2 separate regions of the Homo sapiens genome follow, and region 1 is linked to region 2. The links are chromatin loops, found by intact Hi-C in ENCODE. Cell type or tissue: heart right ventricle. All regions are shown on one strand. Links, peaks and the distances in the headings refer to the core of each region. The heading gives the core; the rest is flanking DNA.

Region 1 (16,221 bases), core at 4,471-12,470, 580 kb after region 2:
GCTTAAAATCGCAGCACGGCCTTGAGTCAGCCACTACTCTTTGTGGCCATCAGAGGACAAGGCAAAACCTCTCTGGAGAAAAATGAGATAATCCAGAGATTCTAAAACTTTTAATATATAAAGATAAGGATTCATTTTAAAACTACCAGACTTAACAAACAAGACCAATTGAAAAAAAAAGAATCGAAACAAACTCACAAATGGTTTGGTTATTGGTATTATCAGGTACAGATGCTAAAATAATTATGGTTAATATGTCAAGAAGACAAGACAGAAAGTTGTAACAAAGAACAGAATCTATTTTTTTAAAAATCAAAATGGAAGTTCTAGAATTTAAAAACATTTAACAAGTGAAATTAAGAACTCAATAACAGCAATCTAGACACAACAGAAGATAAATCTGGTGTAACTCATGACAGAATCAGTAGAAAATACCTTGCCTGGGCTGGGTGCGATGGCTCACGCCTGTAATCCCAACACTTTGGGAGGCCAAGGTGGGCAGATCACTTGAGGTCAGGAGTTTGAGACCAGCCTGGCCAACATGGTGAAACCCAGTCTCTACTAAAAGTACAAAACTTAGCCGGGTGTGGTGATGCATGCCTTTAAACCCAGCTACTCAGGAGGTTGAGGCAGGAGAATTGCTTGAACCTGAGAGGCAGAGGTTGCAGTGAGCCAAGATCGTGACACTGCACTCCAGCCTGGGCAACAGAGTGAGACTCTGTCTCAAAAAAAAAAAAGAAAGAAAGAAAGAAAAAGAAAAAAGAAAAGAAAATACCTTGCCTGAAGCTTGAAGAGCAAAAAGACAGAAAAATACTAAAAAGATTATAGAAATAGAATGCGAGTCATGATGAAACAGGTCTAATATGAATGTAATTGGAATACCAGAGAGGGAGAGATGGAATATGGCAGAAGCAATATCTGATAAGATAAAGGCCAAGAACTTTACAAAACTAATGAAAGATACTAATCCACAGATTTAAGAACATCTACAAACCCCAAGCAAAATAAGTACAAAGAAAACCATGTATATGGACAGGCAGTAAAACTGCTGAAAACCAGTCAAAGAGAAAATCTTAAAAGCAGCTGGGGGAAGGGGAAGGGGAAGGGGACAAATTGCCTTCAAACAAATGACATTAAAACAGTTGGTCACTGAACAGGAATGATGGAATGACATCCTTAAGTTTCTGAAAGAAAATAACTGACAATCTAGAATTTCACTTGAAAAGATGTTTGAAAAGTTAAGGTAAAATAATGAATTTTCAAACAAATAACAACAGAAAAATGTCTTTCACTGGCAAATACCCTTGAAAAGAAATGTCATATCATAGACAAGAAATACAGAAATGTGGAAAGGAATGAAGAGCAAAAGGCACAGTGAATATATGAGTAAATCTAAATAAATGTTGATAATACAAGGCAAAAAGTTGAAATGTAGCAATATACTTATAATTAAAATATATAACAATAACATCAAAGGTATGAAAGTTATTTAAAGTTAATTTACATTAATTTAATTTATATTAAACTAATAATGTGCCCAAAATGCTTGTCATAATCTTTAACATGACCATGAAAAGGATGTATAAATAACAAGCCAATATGTGGGCAGGGGAGGGCTGGAAAATTAAAATAATTTAAAATACTTAATTAATCCTACAAAAAAACAAAATAAAACAGAAAAAGGAACATAAAACAGATGGGATAAATTGAAAACAAACCTAAATATATCAGTTATTATAGTAAGTATAAATGGTCCGAAAACACCAACTAAAAGAAAAAAAGTAGAATACTGGATAAAAAAACAAACAACAAAGTCAATTATGTGCTACTTACAGAAGACATACCTTAAATATAAGAACATCAAAATGTTAAAAGTGAAAGGATATGAGAAAAGACATAACACACAAATATAAACAATGCTGCTGTCATTATACTAATATAAGTCCAGGCATTGACTTTAAGGCAAAAGTCTTAAGATAGGGTGAGGGCATTGGCAAGGGCATTTGCCAATGACACACTAGAATGCAAAGACTAAGGTAATGCTGAGAGATGATGTAAGGCACAATAGAAAGCCAGGGATATTTCTGAAGAAGAAAAGGCTACAATAGCAGCCAGCAGTGTCATTTTAGTCTTAGGAAAAGTTGTTCTAGTAAGTCACATAAAGAGTTGGCACCACAATTCCTGTGCCCAGACCTCAGAATTCACCCATCAAACCACAGAGGTAAAAAAATTCCCATTCTAAACCTTATTCAGGCAATAAATCCAAGCACTTTACACATTTTTATCACTAAAAGCTGATAATCTATTGAATATTATTCAATAAATATTGAATATTTTATTGTTATACATGAATTAACACATAAATTATTCCATGATGCAGAAAAGTTTCTACTTCTTAAGGGCACAACCTTTTGCAGGGAATTCTATTTATCTGAATGGATGGTAAGAACATTTCCTATCTATTTTTTTTAGCTCCCACATATGAGTGAGAACATGTAAAATTTGTCTTTCCGTGTCGCTCTTATTTCACTTAACATAATGATCTCCAGTTCCACTCATGTTGCTGCCAGTGACAGGATTTCATTCCTTTTTTATGAATGAATAACATTGCATCATGTATATATACCATATTTTCTTTATCCCTTAATCTACTGATGGGCACTTAGATTGATTCCATATTTTAGCTACTGTAAGTAGTACTGCAATAAACACGGGAGTGCAGATTATCTCTTCAATATATTGATTTCCTTTCTTTTAGATATATATACCTAGTAGTGGAATTGTTGGATCATATGGTAGTTCTATATTTAGTTTTTTGAGGAACCTCCAAACTGTCTTCCATGGTGGTTGTACTAATTTACATTCCCACCAACAGTACACAGGGAGTAGAGAGTAGACTGGTGGTTACCAGAGGTTAGAAAAGTAGAGGGGAGAAGGCAATGAAGAGAGGTGGATTAATGGGTATAAATAACACAGTTTGATAGAAGAAATAAGAGCTGGTGTTCAATAGAGCAGTAGGATGACTATGGTTAACATTAATATATTATACATTTCAAAATAGCTGGAACAGAATAATTAAAAAGATCCTGGTGTACAGAAAAGATAACTATTTAAGGTAATGGACATCCAAATTTCCCTGATTTGATTATATGAATGTATCATGTACCCCTAAAATATGTATGTAATGTATCAATTTTACAAAGAAAATTTTCAAACTAAAATTCCTAGATTACTCATATAAGCTAAATTTCTACTTAACTTCCTTATATTATTTTTATTTCAATTAATATTTTTTTTATAATATTCAGAATCCAATAGCAAATTTTTATCAGTTCCCTCTTAATGAATGCAAATGCCTAGCACTTCCTTGCTTCTAGGTTGATAGCACAAACAGCGACAAGGACATCTGGAGTGGATTCAGAATAGCAGCAAGATCAAATACAGGGTTGAAAATTAACTTTCCCTAAGGAAAGGATGAAGGAACTACATAATTTAATATGGTGAAGAGAAGACTTCTGGAATGAAAATATGTTCTCAGATGCTAATAAAAAAGACCCTGATTAGTTACTCTTACTTGTGAAAAGTAAATTGATTTACTTGGTACAAGAATCTTTGTTCAGAGAATATGTTTTCTTTTCAAGAAAGCAGTTTAAACATTGACACCAAAGAGTTTAGATTCCTTCCAGTTCCCTCTAGACCTATCTTTCCTCTTTTTCCAAAATAATACAAGTTTTAGATATAATATAGTATAATAATGATAAATTATTCATCTATAAAGTCTCTGGGATATTTGCAGCGTTAATTAACTCTCATGCCCTTATAAAGAATAAGCCAGCAATGGAATGTAAATTTTTGATTAACAAAAATGACCATAATAGAGGCTGGGTGCAGTGACTCAGGCACTTAGTACTTTGGGAGGCCAAGACAGGAGGATTGCTTGAGGCCAGGAGCTCGAGACTAGCCTTGGCAACATTAGCCAAGCATGGTGTTGCTCACCTGTTGTCCTAGCTACTCAGAAGGCTGAGGCAGGAGGACAGCTTGAGCCCAGGAAGTCAAGGCTCCAGTGAGCCATGACTGGGCCACTATACTGCAGCCTGGGCAACAGCGTAAGACCCTCTTTCTAAAAATGAAATTTAAAAAAATGAAAGACTATAATAGAAAAAAATTCTTAAAGCCTTAATAATTGCTGAAAAGTTACATAAGTGATCAAATCTGCACTTAAATGCCTACAAGATGATGGAAAATGAGGATAATAAAAACATACTGTCTACTGATGAGAAAAAACAAACCATGTCTTGAGTGAAAAAGAAGGCACATTAAGAACTAAATGGCTGAAAAAAAGCTATCATGATATTAATTTGCTGATAAGAACTTTCAAAGAATATTACCATTTATTCCATAGACCAAATCAGGATGATTTTTCTTCCTAAAATCAGGATGAAAATAAGAGTGAGGAAACTGAAAGATATTAGAAAGCAGTTGTACAATGAATATCCAATTCATTTCACCTTTTGAATTAAGATAATAAGAGTCTGATACCAAGTTAGTTTAACAAGAAAATATGGTATTATCCACATCTATTCAGTTTTTGAATTTTAGATATTAAGGGAGAGTTTGAATAGTAAGGGGCATCTAAAATATTAACTGAATGTTTGGTTCCTATGTTAGGAAAACTAGTTAGCATAATGAAGAATAGGAAAGGATACTGGAATGCAGACAATAGGAAACTTGGAAGGCCAGAGAAGAAGAAGATCCACTAATTTTATCACATATTATAACTCATTATATCTTCTGTGACTATAAAAATGAAAAAAAAAAAGTGAGACAAAACTGTATAGAAAAGGTTTCTCAAAATTCTACTTTTATGAACTAATTATGAGCCCTAATGCATGAAGCATCATATAGAGAGACTGAAACACTCAAATTTTCACAAAGGTGTTATGACACTAAACTTGTTGGCTTACCTCCCTGACAACTCCTTATTCAGAAATGGAATAACTTCTTAACAATAAAAACTGACTATGTCTATATAATGAGCTGCCATTAAGATCAGATTTTGAGAAAAATGATTAAATAAACCACAGCAACATTAGTAGACCAAGCATTCCACAGAAATACCATTATTTACTATATTACTGAACTATACATGTGATCTAAATCTGCTTAAAAGAATACTTACCAAATTTCACTAAATTTACTAATTTACCAAAAGATCTGATGGTATTCCCTTTAAAAACATAAAGGTACTAAATTACATATCATTTGAGGCAGAAGGAATGGCAAAAAAAGATACCAGATTAGGAGAGAGACTGTCTAGATTCAAGTTTTAGCTGTAAATCTCACTAGCAAGGTAACTAAGGACTTGGGAGTTTCAGGTTTATTATCTCTAAAGTGGAGGAAAACCTGCTTCCCACAACTCACAGGTACCTGTGAATGATATGCGTAAAATGCAAATCTAACCATGCCTTAAAATCCACTACTTTGAGGACAAAGTAAAAATGCTAAACCTGCCTATGAGGAGAGATATGGCCCCTGCCCATTCCTCTCTTTTGCTCTTTCCTGCACTTCTTCAAATACCAGACATCATATGCCTTAGGGCCTTCTCCAACATGCTTTGAAATTTTTGTTGTGTTTCCTTTCAATGTGTGTGCATGGGAAAACAGGCAAAATTTATTTTACATTTTGCCTATTTTTCTTTGCTAAAAAACTTTATGTCTCATTATGTGCCTTTATGTAAACCTATTTCAGAAAACTATAAACTATAGAAATACTTCTCTTTTAAAAATATTTTTCTCGTCAAAAAACATGTAATTATTTTTAATAGTTAAATACAAAAAAAGCATGAGTAAAAAATAAAAATCACTGCCAGAGCACATATCTTACTAATGTTAGCATTTTTCATTAAATTCCCTTTATATATAAATATACAATTTGTACATACATGTATATAAATATACATGTTTGTACATACATGTATATATACACGTTTGTACATATGTGTATATAAATATACACGTTTGTACATATGTGTATATACATGTTTGTACATATGTGTATATAAATATACACGTTTGTACATATGTGTATATAAATATACACGTTTGTACATATGTGTATATAAATATACACGTTTGTATATATGTGTATAAACACACACACACACACGAATTTTTAATGTAGTTGTAATCATACCAAATGTGTAACTTTGTAAGTTGCATTTTGTTGATGATTATATTATAAACATTATTCTAAGACATATTAGAATCTGAAAACAGAACATTTAATGGTTGCATAGTCTTTCTAGTAGACATGTTATTATTGTTCAATTATGTGGCTTTCCATTTTTTTGATTATAAGCAATCCTAGGATGAATACCTTGGGGCAAAGACTTTTTCACATTCACTTCCTGAAGTTCTGTATCACACGATGGAACTGCTTGGTTAAAGATTTTAAATACTTTAAGGTTCTTTACAGTGTGGAATTTACTCTCCAAAAGAGTGATTATATACGTGTATACTACAACAGCATTTTGTGTCCATTTAGCAACATAATCATATAAAAATCTTTTTTGCTAATTTCAAAAATGGAAAAAAGTATGTCTAACTTGAATTTGTTTTTCTTTGATAAATACTAAGGTTGTGTTTGGTGTATATTCTATTACGAAAAAACTTTTTTAAGTCTTGCTTTAAAATGGGATGTTAAAGTTATAAAACTAGAATAACTAAATATTTTAAAATACGAATGAAAAACACAAAAATCAGTGTTTTCATGACATCATACATAACTCACAAAGAATAATTTGGAAAATCTGAATAACAATTCTGAAATACAGTAAGTTACAAAAGTTTTATGACTTACTAGTTGGTGATTACTAGAACCCATCAAGGGTTTTAGTAACCCAATTGTATAACAGTTTACAATTAAAACAGCATGAGAAAAAAATCTGAAAACAAGAGTATCTGGATCAGTCATTGTATCTATTTTTGGCCAAGCAATTTCTCCATGCAATTTCTATTTTTATTAACAAACAAAAGCAGTTTCAAAAATATTATTATATATATCACAAAATACCATAAGACTTCACCTGTTTGTCCTAAGATTCTTTCAACATATATAACATTTAAATAATAATTATCATACTTTCTAGTGATTAATACATTTTTCTACATTCTGCCAGATAAACTAAATATTGATGTCATGAATTCATGGTAAACACTATAGTGTTTGCAAACTGACAAGTTTATGTCATTTTTCTAAAATTTTACCACAGAAAATATCATTTTATATTACAGGTGCTGAGTGATTTATTAGGCTGGAGCAAAAGAACTAGTGTAAACTATGATCAAGGAACATAAAAATCACTGTAATGAAATGCTTATATGTGCTTAAAAGCTTCATGTGAACTTTTTAAAGTCTCTGCATCCCAGTTTCATCATGTATTGAAAATCTATTTTACAAAATGTAAAAATAGGGAAAAACAATATTAGCACTTCCTACGCTTTCCCTCTGTCCTTGCCCAATATTCCAGCCTCTAGTATCCTTAACTGAGGGATTTCACCCAGCCTCACAGCATCAATTAATACTAGGGTATGGATAATTTCCAAAATCTATATTTAGAGCTTGATTCCTGCTCCTGAGCTTTAGATTCAGATTTCCGATTGTCTATACAGTCACACCATGATGCTGTTCTACAGACAGCTCAAACTCAGCAGATCCACAACTGAACTTGACCCTCATCCTATGAGCAGCAGTTTAGTAAATCATAATATATGTCCAACATCCGTTCAACTTAATTGTTGAATGATTCAACTTCCATTGTACCTTAATGATTCAACTTCCATTGTACCTTAAACCCCTAACTTCCTTCCATTCCTATCTTGTCAATCTTAAAGCAGTATTTCTCAAGGAGGACACTGGGAAGGATAAATCTTACCCTGGTTAGTGATAGATTCTGTGCCAGACTGCCTGGGTTCCATCCTAGCTTCAATGTTTACTAATTCTGTTACTTGGGGGAAGTATCATTCTGATTCAGTTTCCTCATGTGAAAATGAGATACAGGTGCTCCTCAACTTAAGATAATGCTACATCCCAATAAACCCACCATAAGTTGAAAATATCTTAAGTCAATTTCCATTTACATCTAACCAACCAAACATCATAGCTTAACCTAGCCTATCTTAAATGTACTCAGAATATTTACATCAGGCTACAGTTTGACAAAATTATCTAACACAAAGCTTGTTTTATACTAAAGTGCTGAATATCTCATGTAATTTATTGAATACTGTTGCTGAAGTATGGTTTCTATTGAATGCGTATAGCTTTCACACCATCATAAAGTCGAAAAATCCTAAGTCAAACCACTGCAGCCGAAGTATCTGTAATAACAGTACCCGCCATATCAGGCTGTTTTAAGAATTAAATGAGCGAACACTGATAAATTATTTAAAACAGTGCCTTGCATACACTAAGTACATAATAACTGTGAGCGGGTAGTCATGAGGAAAGCAATGGTGCAAGACCTTATCATTTGCTTGAACAACTGCAACAGTCTGGTTTTTTTGTGTGTTTTTTTTTTGTTTTGTTTTTTGAGACAAGGTATTGCTTCTTCACCCAGACTGGAACGCAGTGGTGTGACTGAGGTTCGCTGGAGCCTTGATCTCCTTGGCTCAAGTGATCCTCCCATATCAGCCTCCTGAGTAGCTGGGACCTATATCCTGTGGCATTTTTCTTACTCCAATTATCCAGGCCATAATAAACATACATAATAGCGGAAGGAGAAGATAGGACTGATGATGGAAATGGCAATTAAAAATACATGGTGCTATTTTCCCAACAAGAAAATGCATGGGAAACTACACATGGAAAACATACCAACAAACTTATGAAAAATCCTTATGAAATTTTCTAACTCTTGGTTTAGGATATTTATCTTCTAAAATATTTTTTATTCCCACTTTTATAATGTCAAAAACATCTTATAATTCCCACAAGAATTATTCCTGAATTTAAAAATATCATATATAAAACAACTATACATTTAAAAATCACTATACTATTCATGACATTACCAAAAAAATATATAAAATTCCTGAATTTCAAACTTGGGGAAAAGGATTTGATTATTTTCTTCCCCTCTTTTCAGATACTTGTGACTGGTGTGACAAACTGAGGACTTTCAGAGATATCATCTTTGGAGATGATGAGATTTGCTTGTGGTAAAAAGTATAAACAAAGAAATGGCTGGAAGCCAGCCAGGAGGAATGCCAAAGAAACTCCTAAATGATCAGACCACAGAGCTAGTAACATAATTAAAACCACTAGGCCACGGAAGGTATTTTACATTTAAACAAGGAACTTTAGAACAGATGGGGTCCATAAGAGATCAGGGGGAAAAGCTACCCAACTCCAGAATCACTGCATAGGTAACAGTGTTAGCTCAGGGCACAGCTGGATACTCACATGCAGCCACAGAGATCAAGAAAAAAAAGAAAAGAAAAAAAGGTAGAAGAGTTCATTTAGGTTGATATGAGGAAAAAATTATCCTTTGTTTTCACATTACAAAAGTGGGTTTTGAGTCATTAAAATATTTTAATAAAATGTTTAAAATATTCATTAAATTCTATAAGCCCATTATTTCTAGAGGGCTATAATATTTTATTATTACATTTGCATCTACTGTCCCTTAGCTAAAATACATTTTCTTTAATATATTTAACATGAAAAATGTAAGGCAAAAATAAACTATTAAGTTTCTTCTATTTGGCTTCAAAATAAGAAGTCATCATAAAGAAATATTAAAATATAAGTATACAACGATGTTTCATTGGAAATGCAGATCTCCCCACTCACTCCCTGCAAAATTCCCTTCCAAGGACAATGCAAAGCCAATATTGGAAAGCACTTTCTATTAGCTCTCAACACCTGGCTTTCTCTCCCCTTGCCTCAATTCCTTACTCCCTTCTCTCCCTCCCTCAGTGGCGTGCTGAGGGCTGCTCACACCAGCTCCCGAGAGCAGATGGTGTACAACTCTTCCCTTTCTCTAGTCGCATCATCCTTGGTAGCTTGAGATTGATCATAGTGAGCGTATTTATACCAATGAAATTGGCAAAGGCTATTAATGGGAGTCTTTCCCTCTCTCAGAGAGCTGAGTCTCTTGTTAGCACATCACTGCCATACTTTCCCACCTTAAGTCCACATTCTTAGCTGTCTCAGACCCACTGCAGCCCATAGCAATTAGTGTCAAGTTAATGAAAGCTAGTATATTGGCTGTTACTACCTCAGAAGTGCGTTGAGCTGAAGACTTCTTGCGTCTCCATCTCAGCTGCTCTCTGAGGTATCAACAAATCAAAAGTTCTCTTTCCAACACTGCCTTCACTGAAGTTGTCTTATTTAACTTCCTATAAATTTGCATCCCTCATCTGTGGGTTTGGTGCTCCTCAACTGTTCTTACAAAAACAGTCACTCATAATACATTGAATTATCCCTTATCATGCTGTATCATTTGCTATACTGTCTATATGTTCCCATTAGACTTTGTGTCCAACAAGGGCAGGCACTACGTCTATCTTTTCCAACATCAGTATAGTGCCTGGGACACAGTAGGAAAACAATAAATACTGGTTAAGTAAATCAATGAAGCATTGTAAGATAATTACTCTGCAATGGCTGAAATGATGACAAATGTAAACTATTAATTTCTGTTGAGAGTTAAATTGTGTCCCCCAAAAAGGTCCTAACCCCTGGTATCTGGGAATGTGACCTGATTTTGAAATAGTGTCTTTGTAGACATCATCAAGCTAAAGCACATTAATACTAAATTAGGGTGAACCTTAAATCTAGTGACTGGTGTCCTTGAGAGGGAGATCTGGAGACAGAGACACAAGGAAGAAGACCACTGATGACAGAGATAGAGAGTAGAATGATAAAGCTACAAGCCAAGGAAACCGAGGATTGCTTGCAGCCCCCAGAAGCTAGGTAGAGGCAAGGGAAGATTCTACTCTAAGCCTTTGGAGGGAGCATGGTTCTGGTGACACCTTGCTTTTGGACTCCTAGCCTTAATTTTGGACTTTAGTCTCTAGAACTGTGAAAGAATGTATTTCTGTTATGCTAAGCCATGTAGGTTGTGGTAGTTTGTTATGGCAACCCTAGAAAACTAATATATCTTCCTATCAACTGCCCAAATTCAGATTGCCCACAAGGAAAAGTGATGGTTTTACTATTTGTTGTTCATTTTCCCTTTAATCTATGCATAGTTACAGATATGGATAAACTAATGAAGTATTAACTTAAAAAGCAACATGTTTGAAATACAACATTCTACATAGTAATTTGTGAGGAAAAATTTCCTTTATTGACTAAATTGTTTTTATTGAAAATATCAAGTTTTAAAGAATCTATAAACATGTCATGTTTAAGTTAAAAAAAAAGAGAGAAATGAGTTGTCTTAATCTGTGCACATTACTTTGCTGTAATTGTTACTATTCATTTTTTTAATGGTTACTTAATACTATAGAATAAGGTAAACCACATTTTAGGATTACCAAGAATTTTATCAATTATTCAGGGTCAGCTAGTGTTTAGAGGACAAGATCTCCTAAAATGCTGCCCTTTCTTACTCTGATTTTTGTTACAAATTTTTTTTGCTTTCATCTACACATGACCTAATATTTTAGTAATACTTGTCTATTCCTTTTTAGAATGTCTATTTAAAGGGAAAAATATTTTAAGAGTATAAAGACAGAGAAAGCAGGATAAAAAGTTATTTCTAGAATAATTTTCATTCCTTTAGCATGACCAATGATATAGAATCGTATCACCCTTCATGTCATAAGTGAATAAATGAATAATATTTTTCTATGTAGGTATGTGATGCACAGAAGTTTTTTTTAAAGATAAATTTCAGTTTTGAAGCAGAAAATTATGTTTCTTACAAATAATTAGTAAATCAGATAGGTAAACTGGTAGAAAGGTTCACATACAAGCTAGTATTTAAGTTGGGTCTAAGGGAAGGGCCTTTATCAGCTAAAAGAAACAAATTTTATAAGAGAAACCAAATACTGTTGCCATTTTAGTAGAAAATACAGTTTTTTGTTAAAATTTCTTTGTTTATCAAATTTATATAATAATTTTCAAATAAAAAAGTAACAAATATTTTTGCTTCTATTGGCAAGGTATATATCCCCTTCCCAATTCCGTATTCTTCCCCCTAAGATATCTCTGAAGAGATCTTTTTTGCTTTCTTCTTATTCTGTGGCATTTTTTCTTTTAAATTATTTCTTGTCTTACTCCAGCCTCTAAAGTATACAATTTTAAACATAAAGTGTTTTTCCTCCTTTTACAGATGGGTGATCCTTTTATGCCTCTCCTGGTCATGTAGCTCCACCTGCTGGTCATCCTTCAGCATACCATCACCAGGGTCTGCCAGACCCAATTTTAGCTTCAGGTGTTTGTTTTTTAGCAGTTCTCTTTATCAGAATGGATGTTTTATGACTTTTATTCTTTTTAGAGGTCTTTAAAATATCAAAGAGAAAATTTATTTATTTTTGCAAAAAAATAGGATATGCAATTACCACATGGCCCTGTTAGACCCTTTTACAAGCCTAAGATAAAGAATCTTGGCAATTTTATTTTTCCTACGTCCTGAAACATTTGCTATTTCATTACCCTAGGAATTATTTTATTATTCACCAATTACTCATAACTATGCTAGAAAAGACTGAACAAGATAATGGAAAAATGGTGAAGATACCATTAAACTAAAATCTAATAATGCTGGTGAAATTAATCATGTCACGAAAATTTTGATACTATGAATTTTCAGATGCCAATGTCCTAGATGAATTTTCTCAAGTTAAGAACAGACAAGTGAACAATATATTTCTAAGAACAAAAAAAAATGATGCTTATACAAAAGGAAAGACTTTATTACACAATAGTTTGTGAAAAGAACCTGGGTTATCTTTTTTGCTAAAAGCATGTGTGACAACAGTACTCTTTGATCTTTTATGTTTATAGGCCCACATTTACTTGATATAGTTTCTAAGAAGACATGCTGACATTATGTGCATATATAAAAGTGATTAAAAAGAAATATATGATGTTAATGTGAAAAAAACCCACTGGACTAAAGAAATAAAGGGTCGATGGTACTCAGTAAATGGTGATAACTGTTTTTTCTGATAACACCAAACATTAAAGACTTGTAATGCAGAGCTAACATTTAGTCAATGCCCTTAAATATTCTATTTCAAAATACCTCAAGGGGGAATGAAATTTTTAATGAGTGAAACTAAATACTCTTAAAAATAATTTAACAAATAATTTCTGTGGTTCACATCTCCCTAAATGATTAAAAAATAATTTTCAATTTAGTATTCCACCTGGTTCTGGTATATTTTCCAATTTTATGTAACTGATATAATTAATAAATTCTGATTACAGTCAGGCACAGTAGCTCACACCTGCAATCCCAGCACTTTGGGAGGCCAAGGCAGGCAGACCGCTTGAGCCCAGGAGTTCAAGATAAGCTTGGGCAACATAGGGAGATCCCATCTCTATTAAAAAAAAATGATAAAATAAAATTCTGATTATGATGCTAGCTAATATCTTTTCCATATGACTGTTAAATTTTATATTTTATAGACCTCACACTTTTACTTATTTTTAAATATTCAGTTCTTTAATCAATGTAGAATTTAGTTTTGTGAATGAAATGAGGTTACAAGAGCTAGCCTTATTTTTTCCAAATGGTCAATTTTCTTAGTACAAATCTTTCTCCTACTGATTTGAAACACTACCTTCAGTCAAAACCAAATCCCATATACAGATTGTCCCAAACTTATGAGAGTTTGACTTAGGATTTTTCAGCTAACATGGAAGTGATATGCATTCAGTAGAAAGCATACTTTGAGTACCCACACAATCATTTTGTTCTTCACTTTCAATGCAGTATTCAATAAATTACATGAGATATTCAATACTTTATTATACAGTCGGCTTTATGTTAGATGATTCTGACCAACTGTAGGCTAATGTTAAGTGTTCTCAGCACATTAAAGGTAGGCTAGACTAAGCTATGATGTTCAGTAGGTTAGGTGTATTAAATCCATTTTGCACTTACATTATTTGCAACTTAGGGATGTAACCCCATCATAAGTCAAGGTGCACGTTGTAGACAAGTGAATCTTATCTCTTTATGTACTCACGAATCAGTTCCACTAAATCTATATGTTTGGCCTGCATCAATACTACATTTTTTAGAGTTATAATAGCTTTAGAATGTGTTCTGTTATCTAGCAGAGCAAATCTCTTATCTTGTTCTTCTTTCTCAAAACTAATTAAGCTATTCTTGAGAATTTATTTTTGATATAAATTTTAAAATTATGTTTTTGAGTTATACAAAAATCCTTTTGTTATAATACCATATTCAGTAAGTAATTTGGAGAGGACCGACATTTTTACAGTATTGAACAGTATTATCCAACATTTGTTTGTTTATATTGCCTGTTATGTCCTTAATAAAATTTGACAGTTTTCTTTACAATATACATTTCTCATTATTTTATTGCTGGGTATTTTATTTCTATTATGAATAGTATCCTTTTCCAATTACATATTCTACTGAATTTGTGCCAATGATTAGAATATCTATTTATTTTGATAAACATACTTTTAAAAATAAGTTTTATCAAAGCAATATATGCACATATTTTTTAAAAATCAAACACTACACAAGGGCATAATAACTCTTTTTCATTTCTCAGTTCACCAACCCAGACCAAAAACTTTTACATGTGTTTGTTTTTAGTTATTCCGGTACTTGCCTACATTTTTAAAAAACATGTTCTTCTTACTTTTTCTTGACTTGATGACTGGGGGTACTTTTTGTTGACCCCTTGTTGTCTCTGGCTTTCCTCCCCACTCAATTTGGCTATATCACATTTTTACCTCCTCTTTTGGTGACCTTGGTTACTTTCATAATCTAATACCTAAGGCTGGGCGTGGTGGCTCATGCCTGTAATCCCAGCACTTTGGGAGGCCGAGGTGGGTGGATCACGAGGTCAGGAGTTCGAGACCAGCCTAGCCAACATGGTGAAACCCCATCTCTACTAAAAACACAAAAATTAGCTGGGCGTGGTGGCGTGCTTGTAAGCCCAGCTACTCAGGAGACTGAGGCAGGAGAATTGCTTGAACCCAGGAGGCAGAGGTTGCAGTGAGCCAAGATTGCGCCACTGCACTCCAGCCTGAGCAACAGAACGAGAGTCAGTCTCAAACAAAACAAAACAAAACAAAAACTAATACCTAAACCTCTGACGAATTCAACTAAAGATAAAATTCTCCATATTCTATTTCATGAAGACAATAGCACCGCTACTATTCCATGTACATTTCCTTCCCTCTCTGCCTTCCAACCTGTTAACTGCACTTGTACATTTTCAAGGCTGCTAACATTTGCATTCTATTCTGTAATCATAATTCATTCTTCCCTGCTTTGTCCAAGGATTGACTCTAAAAGCTGAAAACCAATACTTATATCACATGACTATTTAAATACTGTCCACTGAAAAACAAAGTTTTATGCTACAATTAGATTTTCTCATCTATTTCTTTAAAGCCTTGATCCACATGACAATGTTCAAATGAATTCCCTTTCTCACACTCCTAGCAACTGTTCAAAATCATGCCACATCTGAGGGTGCTTTATATTTGAAGCATGCTTTCTTGTAAAGTTTGAAATGTTTCTTTCTCCCTTAAGTTTCTGATTGTCATTGTTTTTTTTGATGGGCGGGCGGATGAAGAAATGTATGCTTTCTATGTATACATCATGTCCTTAATTTCCTCCAGCTTCTTACTCAATCCATCTACTACTTAAAATTCATTTCATTTAGTTTGAGGTCCACTCACTTCCTATTCTAATTTGGAGGATCTGCCTCTCATTTGGACCATTCTTATACAACTTATCTTTAAGTTTTTTGTTGCATTCTTATGAAATATTTATTTTCTTATTAAATGTAGAAGTTATTTTTAATGCATCTAGTACCTTTCTACATTTTGCAAAGTTAATGCTGCTTTTGTTTTATGGATGCAATAGTTTCTTAAATATTTCTGAGAATTTTAATGTTTTTAGGTTTGGTTCTGTTCCTTGAATTTCATATGACCTCAAGAGTCCATTTCTCATGTTATCTTAGATTTTTTTGACCATATTGCAGGCTTTTAGCA
Region 2 (16,140 bases), core at 8,141-16,140:
ATTCCTCAAAATATCTTGCAGTAGGACAAGTTTATTTTCTATATCTTTCCACCTCCCTTTCTTAACTTCTGGCAAGAAGTACCTTATTTAGGGACTCCCTGGCCTATCTCAGAATGCTGCCACCTAGAATGACCTACCTTCTCTCCTTCCTCAATTAAAACATCCATTTTCTTAGTGCTGCTCATGTCAGGTAAGTTTTGAGAGGAAAGTAATCCAAAAGGATAAAGGTCTACTTATTTGAAATATACCTCCATAATCTTCAGAGACATATTTGTGTATTTTTTAAGTATGCCCTTAAACCTAACTGAATATTTAGTTGATCAAATTCTAAGTGGTGTAATTAAGAAACATCTGGAACTCCATTTGGAGTGCCCATGTAGCAATGCATGTCAGGCTGTTGCCTGCCCTATAATCTGTCCATCTCCTCCATTCTGCTCCTGCTTTTGTAAGATGCTTTCCTCCCCTGTGTATGACCCAGCAACCCTACAGATCCCCTAATAGTCCTCATCTACTGCCCTTCCCCACCCCAGTATATCCTGTGGTCCTGTGGATGCTGGTGCTGGATCAATGGGCTGGAATGGTTTTAACATGAAAGCTGGGGAAGCGCATATTGATAAGGCAGGGACTCATGCATTGGTAATTCTGGCCCCTGACTGTAATCTAACTTTGCCTTCATGTATTAGTCCATTTTCATGCTGCTGATAAAGACATACCCAAGACTGAGTAATTTATAAAGAAAAAGAAGGTTAATGGACTCACAGTTCCACGTGGCTGGGGAGGCCTCACAATCACGGTGGAAGGCGAAAGGCACATCTTACATGGCAGCAGGCAAGACAGACTAAGAGCCAAGTGAAAAGGGAAACCCCTTATAAAACTATCAGATCTTGTGAGACTTATTCACTACCATGAAAACAGTATGGGGGAAACTGCCCCCGCAATTCAATTATCTCCCATTAGGTCCCTCCCACAACATGTGGGAATTATGGGAGCTATAATTCAAGATGAGATTTGGGTGGGGACACAGCCAAACCATATCACTTCACTTCTCTCACTCCCTGGGAGTAGTACCTCCAGCATCTTGCTGCACAGAGAGACTAGGTCTGCATAACCAAAACTTATGTTAGCTCTCTGAACTCACCAAAGATGGACTCGACGACACATCTTTACCATTTACTCAGCCAAAGCAAAAAGTGATTTATGTCCCTCAGGGGAAGAAAGATGTTCCATCACGATTCTGATCTAAATTTATCTAACAATCCTTGAAATTTGGTGCAATGGTCTATAGCCCTCCTAAAAGATTCTTTTCAACAAGTCTAGGATAATTCTCTTTCCACATCTAGTGAATTTCTAGTCTACTAAGACCTGAAATGTTATGCAGCCAATAAAAGTTATAATGCAGAATTTACAGCCCAAGAAACGATCCATGTTATTATAAGTAAAGAAGGGAGGTATAAAAACTACACCTACATGCTTGCAGTCATGTAAAATTATGACTGCAAGTGAACAATGATCGAGAGGGAAGATGCAAAAATAGTATAATTACTGTGCTAAGGTAGTTGAGTTTAAGTGAGGAGGTTTGGGTCTTTATTTTAATAATTTTTGTTTTATATTATAAAATTTATATATATGTAATATAAACTTGTTATAAAATTATATGAATATTTTGTTATGATAAAATAAGCTAATTTTAATCTATAATACAAAGAGGGTGATAAGTAGCAGAGTAAATTAAACCTCCTTCCCCCCAAAATAAAGGGCTTCAGAGTAGGAGAGGTTGCATTCTAACAAGTGAAGAACATTTCAACTATCTCTCCTGTTTTTGTAATCAAACAAACATAGTCCCCATTTCTAAATGCATCTTTTAATAGTTTGTTATACAGTGATCTGAAGTACAGATCTTTCACTTCAAGTTCAGTCTGTCCCATTTGTCACCTTTAGGCCAAGATACTGAAAATATTAACCTTTGATTTGGGCTCTGGGAAATGTTTTGAAGATTTTTCAAAAGCATACAGCTCAGAGATACATCTGGTTTATAAAGTATCGGGCCTCCTTGTGTTTACTTGTTGGATACTGTCCTCAGCTTCACATCTGACAAGTCCAGACACATGCTTCCCTCTTAGTAAGCAGCCTTGAAGGAAGCCCATAAAGAAATCAGATAACATACTTGGTGATGGACAAGGGCGGAATGAAACCAGCTGAGCAGAATATTGCACGACAAGTGGGGCTGAGGAAGAAATCTGACCTGCTGGGAGAACAGAGAGCAGGAGAGCGGGCCATGCGCTCCCAACCCAGACTTAGCGATTTGTATCTTCACTCACTCATGCTTTAAAGCCCTGTAAGCAACCAGCTCTGTGCCTCAGGCCCCAGTCTCACCAATATATACACAATACGCAGGCCAGATATTCTGAAACGACTTTCCCAACTATGTTTATCAAATTACGTAGAATCACCTATGTGTAACATGCCTCAAGAAATATGTTACCTCTCTATGTGTTTGGCACTACAAGCAAGCTGAAAAGTGCCGGCTCTGTCTCCAGGCAGGATAGGACAGGAGGGTAATCCTGGAGTGTGAGCAGCACTGATACTAGGATTGGCTGTGAGCAAGTTTATCTCCATTAGTCTCCTGGCCCTCACCTTCCTGGGAACTCCATTCCCCCTACTTTCAGGTTCAATAGTTGGGGTCTCCAGGAGGCATACCCTGAGATGGAGTTCCAGTATAAGGTGTTTATTAAGGAGGGCCCTTGGGGCCAGCACCTGTGGGAGGGAAGTGAAGGAAGCAGGACTGGGCAAAAGAAGTCCAGCTGCCATGCAGACTAACTGCCTTAGCTGACTTCTCAGAGAGTTCCAGAACTAGAGTTTCCCCAAGTTGAGATGGGATAGCCAGACCCGTATACTATCACATTAATTAGTCACTGGATGTCGCCCTGGAAGGATGTGGTGACCATGGGTGTCTCAGTCGGTTTGTATTGCTATAAAGGATTACCTGAGGCTGGGTAATTTATAAAGAAAAGAGGTTCATTTGGCTCATGGTTCTACAGGCTGTACAAGAAGCATGGTGCCAGCATCTGCATCTAGGGAGGGCCTCAAGCTGCTTCCATGCATGGAGGAAGGGGGAAGGAAGCCAACATGTGCAGATCACATGGTGAGAGGAAGCAAGGCAGGAGGGGAAGGTGCCAGGCTCTTTTTAACAATCAGCTATCACAGGAACAAAGAGAGTAAGAACTCAACTCATCACCAGGACGACTGCACCAAAACATTCATGAGGGATCCACCTGGATGACCCCAACACCTCCCACCAGGCCCCACCTCCAACAATGGGGATCAGATTTCAACATGAGATTTGGTGGGGTCAAATATGCAAACCATAGGAGTGGGTAGGTGGCTCTCTGCAATTGGCAATCCCTAAAGGGACTGGTAGGTGACGGGGAAAAATCCTTCATTGAAGGGGGATCTGAGCAACACAGTGTCCAAAAGGCCCCGATGGGAGCTCCCCCTACCACCACCCCCAGTTATTTAATCTTCAGCATATTGTGAGAGTTAGCTTTAGCTCCCCTAATTTACAGATGAAGAAATACAAACTAAGCAAGCCCAGCTGGGACCTCAAACTGACCTTTGATGTCCTGGTTCCTATGGTGGTAGAAGCACAGCTGGCTTTTAAACAGCAGGATTGGCAAGTCTACAGGGCTGGGCCCAAGATGGGTAGGAATAGTCTGTGCTGTTGCTTGGTAGAAGAGGAAACACATATGAAGGAGGCTGCCGTTCAATGCCTCTTCTGTAACCCCCTCAGCCTGCCAGCTCCTGTTCCAGTCGTCTGTTTCACACAGATTTCTTTAATAGCTTTTACATCATGGTCTCCACAGACTTCATGCAACTTACTCCTTTGAAAAACATTATGGAAAAGGCAAAACGTGGCCAGTGAGTCCAAGAGGAAGCCACCTGACCTCCTGCTCTCCCCACTCCAGAGTTCTGCTTCTGACTCTTGTCTGTTCTGCATTTCTACTCTGGGGATCCTGTGCTATCTTTGCTAGCTCTCCCTCCTGCCAACAAAATGTGACTCTCTGTGACCCATTCCCTCATGTCTGTTTTCTGTTAACCTGACATGGCCAATGCCAATGGGTCACTCACTTCTCTTCAGGTCATGGTCATTCTTAAATAGGGGCTTCTTAAAGACAGCAATTTAGCCCTGAAATATTGGGCCAGTGATGAGGTTAAGTAGATGAGGTGAGAAGAAAATATGGGGTCAAGCAGGACTTTGTGGCACCCGAGCCCTTTAACTCAAAGTCTCTTATTTTTTAGACTGCCTAGAAACGGCTGGCCGTGGTGGAAGAATATATGTTATTTTGATGTCTAACATCTGAAGTATTTAGGTAACATTTATCCTATGCCTACTAACATACTCAAGCCCAACCCTAAAGCAAAATTAAATCCCAAGGTGTGTGATGGCATGGAGACTGTGCAGGGAAGTTTCACATGGAACGGGAGAGTTCCCTTATCCCCCTTGCAGAACAGGGGTGTGCCCTGCTGCTCAAACCCCTAGGGGAAGCATGCAGACGGGCAGGTGCAGAAGCCATGGGGAGCGCTTTTGGGCTCTGGCCCAAAGGCAGCGTCTAGGACTCCTGAAGCCCAAGTGGGCGTGTGTTACAGTGTGCTCACTCTCAGCTACGCCTTCTGCAGACGGCTTGTATTAGCTCAATAGACCCTCTGCCTTATCACAAGGACACAGGGCCAGTGTGACAGCCTGAGTTCTTGCCCAGTGAACTGGAAAAATCAGATCACACATGGGCTGGAAGGCTGAGTGCAACGTTTATTGAGTGGTGAAGGTGGTTCTTAGTTAAATGGATGGGAAGCCAGAAGCGGGGGATGGAGTGGGAAGGTGATCTTCCCCCGGATTCGGGCTTCCCAGTGGCCAGATTCTTCTCCAACTGTCCCGGGCTGAACTTCCCTTGGCATCCGCATCATTCCACCATCGCTAGTCTGCCAGTGTCTGCTGGTGTGCTCCTCTTCTCCTCTCAACATCCAGCTGCTTGTGTCTGTGCCCGCTAAGGTCTCAAGTTCATATGGGTACAGAATGGGGGGCGTGGTGGGCCAGAGTGGTCTTGGAAAATGCAACATTTGGGCCCAAAAACAGGAGTTCCTATTCTCACTTAGATCCGTGGGCACAGGCCAGAGGATGGAGCCCTCACCAGGAACCCTGCCCTTCTCTACCCAGCATTTCCCTGCCCCTCTCCCATACCAATGATATCCTTCTCATAAGGTAAAACATCCCACCATCGCGTTTCCGGGTTTGGGATTTAACTGGGCCCTGGTGCTTTTTCCTTTGGCTCCAACTCACCTGATTTCATGTCCCTCCCTCAGCTGATCCAGACAGTGAGTGCGGTGGACCAAGATGACCCACGCAATGGTCAGCATTTCTACTACAGCTTGGCTCCTGAGGCTGCTAACAACCCCAACTTTACCATAAGGGACAACCAAGGTAATCAGGTGGATGGTTGGCTATCTGTGCTTTTCTACAGCATAGGCCAGCTACTTTGGGTTACTGTCTTATGCAAACAGTGTCAAAGGCTACCTGTTCCATACCAGCAGGGAGGATGTTAATAATTCAGTGTATTTTTTTTTTTTTTTTTGAGATGGGGTCTATGTTGGCCAGGTTGGTCTTGAACTCTTGGCTTCAAGCAGTCCTCCCATCTCAGCCTCCCAAAGTGCTAGTATTACAGACATGAGCCACCGTGCCCAGCCTCACAGTGTCTTTTAAAGTTTTGTTTCAGAACAACAAACACAGAGAACCCTTTGCCAACTCTAAAACTCATTCAGTCAGTAAGTCGGCAGATGTTTACTGAGTGCCTGTCCCGTGCCAGAAACACTGCAAAGCACAGAGGCAAAATCCTTCATTCCCACTGGTAGCAGCCCTGTTCATATGTTCTGTAACAACGGGAAAAATCTGAGAAAGATAGAAAGTGATCTAGGATAAAAAATAAAATACAATAAAATAAAAAACCCCTGGGGGCACATTTCTAGGCAGAGATCAAAGCAGGAAACAGTAAAAAGCTCTCCAAACAATAAGGAGACAAAGGATAATAGAGATAACAAAGAGCAAATACAGGACCATAAACACAGTTTTGGCACTGAAACAGCTTTATTACTTTAGAATGATTTAGAGAAATACTTTCAGGTAGGGTTCCCTATCCATAAACTGCTCCCCGCTATAGCTTTGATGGAACAGAATTCTAGGCCCCTTTTTTCCAACAAGCATTCAGACCAGCTAAGGGGCTCATAGACCCAGCACACTCTTCTTTGGGCACAGATGGGAAAAGGAAGGACTTTTGTTCTGTAGCCAGATGATTTGCTTCAAAAGAAAAAAAAAGGTCAGGGCAATGGAAAAAATAAGTTAAACTGTCAAATGAACCTCATCTGTTGTTAACTCTGCTGCCAGCTAGCCAGCTGACCCTGGGAAGGTCATCACTTCTTGAGACTGCAGTAGCGTCATTTTCATTCCGATTCTAAAATATTAATTGCCGCTTTGTAAAAATCTAAGCAAAGGGTAACAAAAAGTCATGATTAGGTTAGGCACGCCTGGTTTTAGTTTCAAACATCAATTATTTGAGATTAAAAGTATTACTTCAACCCCACATGACAGTTTTCTGCTGTAAAACTTGAGATTCTCAAACCTGTTTTCTTCTAAATGGCAAAGCATTCTTCTAAGTCATCCCTTCAACCTCCTACATGTCACCATAAAAATACTATAATAATTCTGGAAGGAATGGTAATATGAATTATAAAGGCAGAAATACTTCAATTAAATATCCTGAAGTTTTTATTGGGTCAAAATTTTGAACTATTCATTTATCTGCTTCATAGGGAAACTATTCCCGCAAAAAGTGCTTTCAACCTAGGATTGGCTTTACAAAGGCAACCCTGGGGAGGGAAAATAACACATTGTAACACATTATATTTTTTCTTCAACTGTTCAGCTAAGCTATCATTCTAATGAGTGAAACAAAATGCAGCAAAATGCTGCAAATTTCTTAAAGAGGACTTTGGGCACCAATTTATGGAACCAATTCCTTAAAAAGATGGGCCACCGGCACTGGATGACTATAGTAAGACGTGACTCATCTCTTGGAAGGTTTCCCAAAACAGAAGTCAGCACATCTTCAACAGAAAGCATGAACTCTTAATCTCCAAATGACAATTTATCTCACGAGTATCCTTTACTGGGGCTCATTTTAAAACTGAACAAGTCTAGGCACAGTGGCTCATGCCTGTTACTCCAACACTTTGGGAGGCTGAGGCAGGAGAACTGCTTGATACCAAGAGTTCAAGACCAGCCTGGGCAACACAGCAAGACCCTATCTCTGAAAAACATATTTTAAAAATTAGCCAGGCATGGTGGCACACACCTGTAGTCACAGCTAGTTGGGAGCCTGGGACAGGAGGGTCACCTGAGGCCAGGAGTTTGAGATCAGCCTGAGCAACACACCAAGACCCCATCCCTAACAATTTTTTTTAAGTAGCCAGACATGGTGGCATGCACCTGTAGTCCCAGCTACTTGGGAGGCTAAGGTGGGAGGATCATTTGAGCCCAGGAGTTCAAGGCTGCAGTGAGCTATGATCAGACCACTGTACTCCAGACTGGGTGACAGAGTAAGATCCTGTCTCTAAAAAAAGCCACCACAACAAAAACTGACTAATATAGGGCAGATCTACTGTCAACTACCTCTGTTCCTGTGCCTGAAACATGATGTCCTTTTATGAACACAACAGGGCACTATCTCCAGTAAAGCCTTTTTTTACTTTTCAGCCCCAAAACATTATGAAAAGAATTATGTGTATATAGTACTTTACAGTTTCAAAGTATTTTCCCATACCTTATTTGATATTTACAATAATTCTGTGAGGCTTTAAGGAAGTTATTAATCCCTCTGATTCTTATTGTCCCATCTGATAGATGAGGAAAGTAAGCAAATGGCCCAAGACCAGAGTCAATAAGCTGAATAAGCATTAAAACTGGGATTAGAAATTGAGTCCTGTTTTACCATGCCCCCCCACTACACCCCCGCCCCACACACACAGTGTTCTGTGTCACCTCAGAAAAAAATGCTGTTTCCAAATAAGTTACTAAAGTCCTCATTATCACATTCAACAAAAATTTTCCAAGTGGCTACTATATGCCAGGCCCCTTCCAGCACTGGACTCAGCAATGTGATGCTCTGATATTTTTCTTTAATCTTAAATAATTCTTAGATCAAGAAACATATATATCGTAGGTATAATACTTTTATGAATTTCGGCTCTAGTCAGACTTTCTAAAAGTCTCATGACCTCACCTGGATTAAACCAAAAAAATAAAAAAAAAGTTCTGATTAGAGAAAAACCTGCTTTCTGAAAAAACAAGCAATTAAAACTACAAAGTGGAATTGATAGTATTTAGCTATTAAGTCTGGAACACAGAAAGGTGCACGGGTTGTTTGGTAGGTGGAAATATGAATATAATCCTCAGGTTGGCATCCTTTCTCCATTGGGAAGAAAATAAGAAGTAGCCTGTATCAAAGCAGGAAGAGGTTATGCTTATCTGAATTTTTTTTGACAGTTAATATTACTAAACTAAATAAGCAGTTATGTAGCACAATGGAACATGTACATGTTTTGGAGCCAGAGAGACCAGAGTTCAAATCCCAGCTCTGCTACTAACTAGGTTAGTGGCTTCAAACAAATAATAAAATCACTCTAGGCCTTACTTCTATTTCTGAAAACGAGTAAGATTATTACTATGTCCAAATTGTGAAGATTGAGTGAGATACTGCATGCAAAGTCCAGGTACATGGCACATGAGCCTTTAGTAACAATAGCTGTTAGCATAAAAAGCAGAGTGGAGGAAGAAAAGTTAATTAAGGGGTAATGTGTTACTCAGAATAGCCCAGATTATGCTATGGGAACAACTACCACAAAAATCTCAGTGGCTTAGCACAACTACAGTTAATTTCTTGCTCACATACAGCCTGCTGTGGGTCTGAGCTCAGCGTCCCAGGCCGCCCCGCTCTGCATCTCACACCCTGTGGTTCTTTCTCAGTAACTACAGCAAGGAAAGAGCATGGAGACTTACACACCAGCTCATACAGACTTCTGCCTAGAAGTAACACAAATCACTATTGCTCATCAACTAAAGCAAATCACACAGACATACCCACATTTAAGAGGATAGAAAAGTGTAATCCTTTATTATGTCCAAAATGGGAAGAAGAACCAGAAATATTGATAATCACTAATAATGTTTTCTTAGGTTAGGCTCTCAAAATTTTTTGTGATGTTCTAGACTCTTTCCTATGAAATATGAAACACATCCATGGGACCTCTGTGTTGGTGGTATTAGCTTTGAGAATCACTTCTTGCATGTCCTACTACATCTCTCAAATTTTTCCTCTGCTGAAAATAATCTGAGCTTTGCAAAAGTATATCTACTTTAGAATTCAAACCTACACCAGGAAACTTGAGAATGTAGATTTTAAAAATGAAAACTCCCACAACACAATATGTGAATATAAATGTAAACACACACACATACACATCCCAACTTTGTAGAAAATATCTAATAATTTGACTAATCCCCTTTAAAACTGGAGGAAAGATTTCTAGTATTGATCAGTAACAAAGTTTCACCAAGTTCATTTTAACTGCTTAAAGTGAGACCACCAACCCAGGAGAAATAACAAGGTGTGTCATATGATTAGGGGATTTCAAAGAAGCTTCTACTAAATGAGCAGGTTCTTTAGGAAACACAGGAGTTGGTGACTGCATTTCAGAAGCATAAAAGAAAATAGTAAAAGACGTGAATTCCAGACAAAGCGGCAAAAATAAGTAATCTGCCACAGTCACACAGGCTCCTCAGCATTCTTTTCCTGGAGGCGCAAAGCAGCACTGGGGCCTTGGCAAGCTGCTGAGCAGGAACAAACAGTGACCACAAGTCACCAGTGATTGTTCTTTTCTGTCAAGCTTTCCCAGGGACATTTTTGTTAGATCTGAAGTCTGACAGTTTGCCTTGGGCACTTTATGTCACAAAGGATAAGACAGACTCAAAAAAAAAAGAGGCTTTCTCTTCTTAGGCCTCAGGGTTTTGCCTAAAAGCAAGCAAAAAGCATGGTTTCTGAATCCAAATGCTGATCCAGGCAAACCCGCCATGGTTGACCACTACCAGGGAATATCTGACTATCCTCTTTCCTTCCTACACCCTGCCCCTGCCCCCTTGCTTTCCTCAATCCAAGAAATTAATTCACCTTCCCTTTTCCAATCCTGGAACCCCTCCTTCTTTCAGATAACACAGCACGGATTCTAACCAGGAGGTCTGGTTTCCGGCAGCAGGAGCAGAGTGTCTTTCACCTGCCTATCCTGATAGCAGATAGCGGGCAGCCCGTGCTGAGCAGCACAGGCACACTGACCATCCAAGTGTGCAGCTGTGATGACGACGGCCACGTCATGTCCTGCAGCCCAGAGGCCTACATGCTCCCAGTCAGTTTGAGCCGGGGCGCCCTCATTGCCATCCTCGCCTGCATCTTTGTCCTCTTAGGTGAGTAAGGGGCTGCTTTCCCTTCTGTGGAGTCCTGCCAGTGCGCACTCAGACATTTGTTCATTACCTTCCTGACACAGCTATTCAGAACTGGTCTTCCACACCTTGCTTACTCAAAAGGTGGTAGAGTGAGGCTGCACAAAAAACAGTAAAGAAATTGAGGACAGTCCCTTCTTCGAGGTGTCTGTGGCAAGATCAAAGCACATATACTTATAAAGTATCTACTATGAGCTGGGGCACCACACAAGGTGCTAGGATTAATAAAACAGACAAGTCCTGGCCTTCCTGAGTTTACTTCAGAACAAAGCAGGTTCATTTTGACATCATAGAATCAAAATTACAATTTAGACAGGATTTGATGATCACCTCTTCTAACCCCTTCATTTAAGTAGTAGCTAAGTCACAAACGGGTAAGTGACAGGCTCAAAACCAAAGTCAGAGGCACAGCCAGGGCTGAAATGCAGGCAGGCTATATACACTGGGCACCCCTGTGGCTCAAAGGCACTGCCTTTCTCCTAAATGCTCATCCCGATTCTGGAGGTGGTATTACAGGAAGGGAAGAGGGATAAGGTATCCTGGTTGGAAAAGTGACAGGGATAGACGCCACTTCAAACAGGGTAGTCAGGGAATCCCTTACTGATAAGACCTTTGAGCAGAGAGCTGAAGGAAGTGATGGTGTGAACCACACAGATTTCTGGAGAATAAGCTGTTTGGGGTGATTAGTACACCTCCTAGGCACCATGGCCATCTAACCAGGAACAGTGACTAAACAGGGTCAGTTTGCCTCTGCTGAAGAAATAAGGACATAACAGGCTAGCAGTGGCAGAACACTACTGGGGTAAGGAACCCTTCCTTCTTCCTCTCAAGTCATACTGCAAGGTGGCTCCCCAACTCCCTGGTATGTAAGGCCATCCTTGCAATTCTTTTCTAATTCCACACTCAAAAACAGTGAAATAAAAACACCTAAACCAACTCTTGCAAAAAAGAAAGTATCTGTACATATATCCTTGCTCTTCTTATTGAACTAATCTATAGCATATATATCATGCTTAGAGAAAAACAGATTTAGTAGATACTAGTATTATTCAATACAAAAGAAGTCCGAGTTTTCTGAGGGAAAAAGCCCTGAGGATTGAAATTAGAATAGAGGTACAGATATTCACATACACCCTTGATCCCAAGTTCACCTCTATACCAAGAGACAGACCAAAGAAAGAAGTTCCTGTGTAAAATGTCAACACTTGATTTTCTAGGTAGGTCCGTGCAATGTGCTTCTCAAAATACATTTAAAAATACAACATGTGGTTTAATTTTGTTGTTTTAGTTCAGTCCTACGTAAAGAGAGGAAGAGTATAAATAAGTAACCTTTCTAAGTTCTTGGATCCCTGTGTCAAGAGAAAATTGTTACGGTTTCTGGTCCCTGACTGCATTGACAAGTAAAACCTCCCTGCAATTCCTTGAGTTTCCATAAGGTGGCATTGGGAGTCCTTTAGCACAGAAGTGGATGACCTGTAAGAGGCCTTTGAAGAAACTTGTTCCTGGGAGGAATTTCCAGACTGGCTGTCCTTACTTCTATCTTTGGAAAATGTCGAAGTTAAAAGTTCGCCCTGGCCCACAAAAAGCCATCATTACAGAAATACTGATTTAAAGAGACTGGCTTGGAGAGGCTCTCAAGTTAAAAATGGTGTGCAAGGGACAATTTATCTTATCCCTTCCCACCCACGATGATGTCTTGTCTTTTAAACCGTACAGAAAAAGTAAACAGTTTTCAGGAGCTAAATTGAGCAGAGCTGTCATAAAATCCTCACAGTTTTAAGTACCCTTACTTCTAAGAGTACACATCCCACATTAAAAATAATTCATCAAACTTTAAGATTTGACTTGCATTTGTCAACAAAATACTATATTTTATAGACAACTAAATAAATTAATTCTGACTTCCTGGGTTTTTTTTTTTCATGTCTCATATATGTATCTAGTGCCTAGAAAATCTCATAAGCTCTACGCACCGTGCCTATAGTACACGAAGAATAAACCATCCCTAGAACTAATTCTCTTCTGTCAGAGAAGCCTTTCAGCTGAATAAGACCATTTTCCTCAAAATCTGATTTTCAGGGCATCATGTAATATTTGTTATGTAATATTTGTTATTTACCTAATTAGATTACCTTAAAAAAAAAAAGACATGTAGCTGTCTTTATTTTTCAAAAGACGGACTAGTTCTATATAAACGGCCTAATTCTCCATGACCATCAGAATTCTCTCCAGCAAGGTATTCAAAAGACTTCCAATTTTGCTTCCTAGCGTTATCCAAAATACCGCCCCTACCACTTCAAGGTCACCTCTGTGAAGCCCTACCCAGTCTCCCAGGTAAAATTCACTGGCCCTGCCTCTGTACTCTCCCAGTGACACTTGTGGCTCTAACAGCCCTTATCACTGTCTGACTTGCATTAATTATCAGCATCCATAATCTCCTTAGATTACAAGCTCACAAGAGCAGAATCCATGTCACACTCAATATTGTTTCCCCATTGCTTAGCATAGAGGATTAAAAATACTTGGGTTTAATAACTTTACTGAATCCTGCAAACACAGCATGCTCACTTCGAATCTCACGTCTCCAACCTGCATCAATCCAAATCACACTCCAACCTTTCAGGCTCGATTCAAGCCCACGCTTCCTTAGAGTCCTATTAGTCTCTTTTTCTCTAGGAATCCCACCCTCCTTTCAGTCCACGCCTCGTATTTTTGCACACAGGGAAAATACACATGAGCGTATCATCGTTTCCTGTGTATGTTTTGTCACCAAAGCTATCTGGGAAAATATTACGTATTAATGTCATTAATTGCAATTGATAAAAAAGCACATCTACATTCAAAAAAATTTTTAAATCATTGTTGTGAGTTTTATTAGTCGGTAATCTTTTACTGCATGTATGAATGTACTCCACTTTCTCCCCTTGGATAAACTGGGGTCTTATTTTGCAGTGCTGTCAAACTGTCACTGTTCACCAGCTATAACAAAGCACACCAGAAAAAAAAAAAATCAATAGCAGTTCTACAGCTAAAACCTCAACACTCTTCCTGGAAAACGTTTTCAGAGAGATAAATAGCTCAATGGGATTATCTCTATCTCTCCTTTAAACCCCAGCGAACACATTCTAGGGGGGAAAAATGCATTTGTTGGGATAAAATTTTATCCAAACCTGCAAGGGCACATCTAACAGTGTGGTGTTTCTTTGATAACATGATGAATTATATAAAAGGCCACTGCTCATTCTCTGCCTTCCATAAATACCCTTGGGTCCAGAAAGCCACAACCACCTCTTTAATGAAAGGCTTCTCTGAGGAACCTGAGTTTATTGGACCCCAGGGATCACTTATGTTCTGTTGTTTTTTAGAGGTATAAAAAGACTACAACTTTGGTGCACACTTAGTATGTGTGTCTCTATGCATATTAAGATATGATTATATACAGAGTAGAATCCTATTAAGATGCTAATATACGGAAGCAGAATTCCACCTACATAATAAGACTTTCACATTATAAGAGGATAAATGTATATTTTTCATCATATAAACAGAGCACGTGATCTGGTCCTTAGAGTATGTTGGTCCATAGCAGGCCTTTGTGCTTTGTTAGTGGGATTTTAAATTGGGTGTTAGGTGTAGACACACAATTTCAAAACAGCAAGCTGATGGTAAGCGACTATAGGCAACTTTTTCTAATTAAACCATTTGAAGAAATACAGGGCTTCATTGTCCACAACCTGACTTACAGAAAGAGGACAAAGTGGACTTAAATTAGAACTCCCCGAGGTTTCAGATATCCAAAAGCTATCTCTGAGCCCTCCACTCGGTAGCCCTTCCCCTATCCGTGGTGAATCAAGACTACTTCTAGTCACCGCACACACAGCCACATCTCCTCGGTAAACACACTCTCCTTTTTGTTCCTGGCAGTGCTGGTGTTGCTCATTTTGTCCATGAGGCGGCACCGGAAACAACCATACATCATCGACGACGAGGAAAACATCCACGAGAACATCGTCCGCTACGACGACGAGGGCGGCGGCGAGGAGGACACCGAGGCCTTCGACATCGCGGCCATGTGGAACCCCCGGGAGGCGCAGGCGGGGGCCGCCCCCAAGACGCGGCAGGACATGCTGCCCGAGATCGAGAGCCTCTCCCGCTACGTGCCTCAGACGTGCGCAGTGAACAGCACTGTCCACAGCTACGTGCTGGCCAAGCTCTACGAGGCCGACATGGACCTGTGGGCACCGCCCTTCGACTCCCTCCAGACGTATATGTTCGAGGGGGACGGCTCTGTGGCGGGGTCGCTGAGCTCCCTGCAGTCGGCCACGTCGGACTCGGAACAGAGCTTCGACTTCCTGACGGACTGGGGGCCCCGCTTCCGGAAGCTGGCCGAGCTCTACGGGGCGTCGGAGGGACCCGCGCCGCTGTGGTGACGGAAGCCAGGAGGCAGGCGCGCGTCCAAATCCAGACGTTCTCCGCGGGTGCTTCGCGGACAAGGTGCAGCCAACCACACGAGCAATACTGTGCTGGAGAGTGAGAATGGGGGTGAGCAGGCGAACAGAGCTCTCTCTGGATCAGCTTTACTTGGGTAGATTAAGTTAAATAAGCAAAAGGAAACCCAGAAGGAAGAGGGCAGAATCTTTAATTACCTTTTTTTCTTTTCTTTTTGATTTTTCTGACACTGTGTGCGAAGGCTTGGAGTCCAAGGTGTTCTGACAAGGGTGGCTTTTCTCTGCCATTCGCTAAGGCCTTTGTCACTTTTCCACCACAGAAAGGCTCTGGCCTTGGATACAGAGATGCCAATTGAAAGCAGAAAGTTCTACTCTCGTATCTGTTTTTTATCTTATCTTATTCTCCATTTAAGAGTTTTGCTGGCTCAAACCACAGAAACCAACCCACAAGAAAGAACAAAAAACTTGTTACTCAGTGAAATTAACCTACTTGTTCTGGGATGGATGGAATTTCCCGTAACCCTTTTGAGACAAGGTTAAGACTGAATCAGCCTTGCATGGGGGTGGATGGGTGGGAGGGTGGGTGAAGGAAGAGACATTGACTTTATGCTCAAGTTTAGTGGCTGAACCAAGAGATGTTGGCATTACAGCTCATCCAACGCCATCAAGTTAGAGTGCTCGTGTCTCCTCTCAGCTATTTAACTGTGCCCCTGCAAAATTGTTCAGAATGAAACCAGAAAAATCTGCCTCTTTTGCACTGTAGATGTCTCTTCCATGTGCCAAATGTGGAGATTAGATGCTACAAATGAAAGCCAAATAAAAAAGAAGTATCTGACAAAAGCATGGGTTAGAGGGCTTTCCTAATCTGTGTGAGGTCAATCCAAGGGATGTTTACATACTGTAGATAACCTACTTGAACAAAAATCAGTATTATAGAGAATAAATGGATGTAAGAAAATTACATGTACAAGTTTTGTATATTTGTTAATAATTTTGGTAATAAATATGATGTACTGCATCTCAGTACCTTAGCACTTCTTTTAATAAAAGTTAAATAGAAGGAAAAGTCTATTGTGAATTTGTTTAATTGCTGAACAG

The links. A loop is a pair of places that touch in the nucleus more often than their neighbours do. Peaks named below come from ENCODE experiments on the same cell type or tissue, not always from the same donor. Only the 100,000 strongest peaks of a DNase experiment are listed, where the experiment ranks them.
Region 1: it touches region 2 in a loop (5-fold over the local background); 69 of 110 quality-filtered maps call a loop at or near these places.

What each region holds. Positions count from the first base shown.
Region 1 is chr18:62,119,119-62,135,339 of GRCh38, forward strand. The region is part of intron 14 of PIGN (phosphatidylinositol glycan anchor biosynthesis class N); the gene reads right to left. Among named protein-coding and RNA genes, the nearest start is that of PIGN, 60 kb to the right of the region's middle. In heart right ventricle, for the core only: a CTCF peak has its summit at 12,397 (motif pointing left); a DNase peak (open chromatin) is centred at 12,387.
Region 2 is chr18:61,539,672-61,555,811 of GRCh38, forward strand. It overlaps CDH20 (cadherin 20), which reads left to right. Exons shown (of 12, transcript NM_031891.4): 10 at 5,356-5,473; 11 at 10,307-10,558; 12 at 14,519-16,108. The coding sequence ends at 15,024. Among named protein-coding and RNA genes, the nearest start is that of LINC01544, 200 kb to the right of the region's middle. RefSeq lists an enhancer at 14,415-14,922. In heart right ventricle, for the core only: a CTCF peak has its summit at 12,030; no DNase peak of the experiment used is centred there; H3K27ac peaks cover 361 bases.